Regions from separate parts of the Homo sapiens genome. Here region 1 is linked to region 2. Evidence: chromatin loops called from intact Hi-C (ENCODE). Cell type or tissue: endothelial cell of umbilical vein. All regions are shown on one strand.

What was found. Hi-C counts contacts between places; a loop is a spot of excess contacts. Peaks named below come from ENCODE experiments on the same cell type or tissue, not always from the same donor. Only the 100,000 strongest peaks of a DNase experiment are listed, where the experiment ranks them.
Region 1: a loop joins it to region 2, with 4 times the contacts of the local background. A loop is called at or near these places in 8 of 110 quality-filtered maps.

The regions. Positions count from the first base shown.
Region 1 is chr6:104,783,727-104,786,226 of GRCh38, forward strand. It overlaps HACE1 (HECT domain and ankyrin repeat containing E3 ubiquitin protein ligase 1), which reads right to left. Exons shown (of 24, transcript NM_020771.4): 12 at 1,259-1,593; 13 at 691-759; 14 at 360-447. Among named protein-coding and RNA genes, the nearest start is that of HACE1, 75 kb to the right of the region's middle. In endothelial cell of umbilical vein, no CTCF peak of the experiment used is centred here; a DNase peak (open chromatin) is centred at 1,345; H3K27ac peaks cover 377 bases.
Region 2 is chr6:104,940,558-104,943,057 of GRCh38, forward strand. It overlaps a transcript of LIN28B not described here. Among named protein-coding and RNA genes, the nearest start is that of LIN28B-AS1, 1.3 kb to the left of the region's middle. RefSeq lists an enhancer at 192-1,026. In endothelial cell of umbilical vein, a CTCF peak has its summit at 1,047 (motif pointing right); no DNase peak of the experiment used is centred here; H3K4me3 peaks cover 1,079 bases; H3K27me3 peaks cover 617 bases.

The sequences.
Region 1 (2,500 bases), 160 kb before region 2:
CATGCTGCCAATGTGATTTATAAATTTCCAAAGGGCATATGTTATGTAATTTCCCAAATGTATTTGGGGGCTAAAATCCTTTTCAAAAGGACAATCAGCCTTATAGAACTAAAGAGTTTCATTAAGCTCCTTTCAGGAAATGTGGCAATGTGTTCTGTTGTTTTTGTACAGACCTCTGTACATAGTAGGCACTCAGTACATATTTCTTGAAGAAAACTTACTCCTCATATTAAAGTAACATGCAATCATTCCTCTTACAACAGAATGTCTGAAGTGTAATAATTATTCCACTAAACAGTATTAGAATTTTAGAAATTAATTTCATTAGATAGAATAAAAAGATGAAGAAAAATTTCTACCTGTGCTTTTATGATATGCATGAATCTTGACATCAACTCAGGACATTCAAGGAGAAAGTGAAAGTGGTCAAATATAATTTTGGGATTTCTAAAAGAAAAATATTTTGTTTAAATGGACAGGAAGAATGAGTAGCATTAAGTGAAATGCAAATTCAGATACACTGACACTGAAACAGAAGAAAAACACATAATAATCCATATCTATTAAAGTTTCATTTGTTATTGAGCATATTTTGAATAGTACGAGAAATAGTATTTTTTCTGTTTAGATGAAACTGTAAGTAAAGAGAGGAAAGGCTAGCAGGGTACTCCACAAACCCAGAAAGCTTACCTATTAACAAAGCATTTTAAAACTTCATCATGTTTGCAGACAAATTCAATGAAACGAGGTGAAGTCATTCTGTGGGGGGAAAACATCAATCAGAATACACAGGCAAAAGTTTGTGATATAATATAGCGAACTTGATAAATATATACTGAACTGGACTGGCTTCTAAACCAAAAAAAAAAGAATTTGGTTTTGAATCTTCTTTGTAAGTTTAGGAAACTGAAGTATGCCTAGCCAATTTGTAAAATGATTCTAACTTCTCATCAGCAGACGATATCAACAAGTGACTTTTTAAAAATCTTGAAATTTGGTGCATTTCTGCTCTACACATTTCAAATACATAATTAAGAGATCCTATACAAGGTGACATTCACCATTCTACAAAGTAATAATATATACTGCTTAATATTTAAATATTCCCTACTAGATCTAGATTAGTATGAGTATCTTAAAACAAGGAGAAAACTTTAAATCAACAAATTATTATTTGTTGTTTTTGAAATTACAAAAGTATCACTGCTTTTCATCATCTATCAGAGAAAAAAAAAATAATAAGCCAAAACTTTCTTACCCCGGAGGCATCTGACAAGAACAGCACATGTAAAAAGCTTGAATGACAGCACTTAGCCGGTTAGCTGTCATAGAAATAACATCCTGACAATCTGCACTGGCTTCCTGTCTCCCTGCAAGAGCATCTGGTTTAGATTCCCTTGTGCCAGTGGACAGATTTTCATAGCTCCCAGGTCCTGGAGGTTCAAATGGAGGAATGGAAGCAGCATCTTGATCTTGGCCTTTTTGTTTCAGTAAAATAGAAGTGATCTCTGTTGAGTCTCTTTTGTTTTTCATCAATTCTGTGGCTATTAAAACTAGCCATTCATCTAACGAGTGCCAAAGCAATTCCAGAGGCTGAGAGAAACAAAAGTGTTTTTTAAACATCATTCTTAAACTACAGGATTAAAAAAAAAAAAACAAAACACAACTAGACAAATATTATAGAAGAGAAAATTTACTCTAGTCATTTCTATCTTCCCAAGTTAACGTGATAGTAATGCCTAAAGGTAAGTAATAAAATTATACAAATGCTACATAAATGACAATTTCTTCATTTATGGCAATAATTTAATTTGTATGTATGTATTCCTTGTAATAAAAAGGAAAAACTAAATCTAACAAAAAATTCACAATCTTTCTTCTTTTAATTTTCAAATGTTTAGTTTTAAAAGCACACATTACTACTATATATAATCACCCTTAACATTTACTGTATTAATATGATCAATGTCAACCACTTTCAATTAAACAAATAAGATTTTTTCAGTTAAAAAATGAGAACCCCTAAGTATAATCACTCAACATTTTCTGTATTAATATGATCAATGTCAACAACTTTCAATTAAACAAATGTCTTTTTTCAATTAAAAAATGAGAATCCCTAAAGAACCTAATGAACAGCTTTTTTACTGTGCTCCTTTCATTACATATAATTCCTAGAATTTGGATAATTTTTGACAAGAAATTACAAAATGTGGCATATTTATGTATATACATATACTTACAGACACAATCCATTTCTAATAATTAGTGTTTTTTTAAAACAAGAGATACAATTACCAAACTTCTATTAAAATACTGACTAGCAGGCCGGAGATGGTGGCTCACGCCTGTAATCCCAGCACTTTGGGAGGCCGAGGTGGGTAGATCACTTGAGGTCAGGAATTCGAGATCAGCCTGGCCAACATGGTGAATTGAAATCCCATCTCTACTAAAAATACAAAAAATTAGCCAGACATGGTGGCACACACCTATAATTCCA
Region 2 (2,500 bases):
AGGTTCAATCTCGCGCGCTCGGCGCCGGCAGCCAATGACGCGGCCGGTAGCGGCGGCGGGCAGGTGTGCGCGTGCCGCCGGCTGACGCAGGGCTCCAGTCGAACCGCCTGGTGCCGCCGCCGCGCCCCGCGCTCCCCCACCCGGCTCAGCCCCCTCCTCCCCGCGCCCCGCCACTCGCCGGGCTGCGGCGGCGGAGTGGTGGCGACAGCGGATTCCGTGCCCGGTGGCCGCGCGCCGCCCGGCTGTTCCGCGTCCCCTTGCCGGCTCACAATGTGCTGACCCTCCCGGCCCCGCCGCGCGCCTCACAGGTCTCTCGACCTCCGCGCTCCCTCAGGAAGTGACAGACTCCAGGCCCCTTCCTCCGCCCCGTCCTTCGGGACTGAACGCCACACACGTCCTCACACCCTCTCCCCCTCTCACACCCAGGCTAGCGACGCGACCATGAGGCCCCGGAGGTAAGCAGCCGGCCCCGCGGCCGCGCGAGTGCGAGCGTGGCCGGGTGTGCGTGCGGGTGCGGACGCCGCTCGCGGTCCCGAGTCTGGCACGTGAGCAACGTCGAGGGGAGCTCCGTGCTGAGGAGCAGGAAGAAAAGAGGAGGCGCGAGCGCCAGGGAGGGGCGAGGACTGGGCACCGCGGGGAAGTGACAGGTCTCGCAGCAAGTTGCGGTTCGGAAGCCGGCGCGCCGCGTCTTTCCTTCGCCGGCCCTGATTTATTGCCCCGGTGCTGCCGCTAAGACGCGGGCAGTCGATGTACTTCCGGGTTCACACCTTTCTCTCCCCGCTCGGTGCTGCTGGGTCGGCGCCCGGTGTGGGCACTGCGTTGCCACAGCGGCCGCCCAGGCTCGCCGCTGCGGTTGCTGCCGGGCGGCCAAAGCCGGCTTGGAGCGGGAGGGCGGGGCGGGGCAGGGCGGGGGCGCAGGCCACGCGGGGGCGCAGGGCGCGAGGGTGCGGCGCAGGCTGGGGTCCCGGCGGCGGGTCCTCGCGGCCGGTGCCGGCTCGTCTGGGACGCACGGGGCCGCGCCGCCAGAGGGCGTGCGCACCTCCCTTTCGCGCTCCGCAAGCCGAACTGCTTTGTACCGGGCAGGCGTCGGGGATCGTTTTTGCTTTGGTATCGGTGATGTAAATTCATGAATTAAAATTAAGGATTTTGAAAAGAACGGGGAAGAACGCACTTGGATTTAGGTTGTTTTTGAAAAGGAAAAACCAAAGAGGAAATGATACGTTTGCAGGAGCATTAACTGACTACTGACTGGAACATTGGATGCGGGTGCTTTGTGAAGATTTGTACTCCAAAAACTTTTTTTAAAAATTGCACGTTGGTAAATATTGAGTGTTTTCGAGTAAAATCTAACAGTATGTATTTAGTGCCCTTATTGCGGAAATTTCTTAAATGTAAGTAATAGTAAGTCCGCCATTTTGAATTGTTTCATGTAACACAGAATGAAATCTTAGGTGCCTGTGTTTCCTTGAGTTCCCTTCAGTTCTTTGTGGGTTTGTTTTCATCCGTAGGTTTTTAAGGTTGCCAAGTGTCACTGTTCATGGAACTAAATTCTCCACTGTAGATTTTTATACCTATTATTGTTAATGCAAGGGGAAAATAAATTATACTCCTATTCTATTGTAGTTTTTTATTTATCGATCACAAATACTGTGGAAGTGAAAATTACACCTGACAACTAGTATTAGAATGAATTTAAAACGTTTTACAACATTGCTGGGAAAATATGACTTAAAGTGATTTTTAATCAAGAAAATATTAATGTTTCTTTTTTTGGTGCTGGTTATTACCATATTTACTTAGATAATGCAAAAGTGCTTTTTTAAAAAGCACATTTTTACGTCCAACAATAAGTATAAAACATCACAGTTTTATGAAAGCTTTCAGGGAAGATTTGAAAGTTAAGGGTGAATTCTTGGAAATATATGCCAATTTGTATGAAAAAATAAATTTGCTATGAAATTTATGCCTTTTTTTCTTCTGCTGTGAATTTGCATAGATTTTATAGAGGAGTCATATGATAAATTAACAGAAGAGAATGTAATAATCAGTATTCCATTTTCAATAATAATTACACCCTTGTCCATCTTAGGGAAGGTTCTTGCCTGCCAAATTATTTATCTTTGCATGTATGAAACACAGCAATCCAGTGTGCTTAATTTCCTACAGAGCTTTAGAAATGAAACTGACACAAGGCCTCTTCTACCAATGAATAAAAAAGTTTTATTTGACTTTTCCATTTTACAAGTAGGATCAGCTAATCTTTGCTTTACAATATAAGGTCATAAAAATTTAAGGAATTGGATCGGGTTGTAATGCATATTGGTTTTTGGTAACTTTATAGGTGCTTCTCAATAGATCTGGAACTAAATGATTCAATAATTATATTCTCATTAATCCTTGTCAGACTGTATGGTGTCTTACTATGTATGTTCTCTGCTAGACTTCAGAAACAATAAAAAGTTTGTTGTGAAATTAGTCAAGATTTAAATTTAAAAATCGC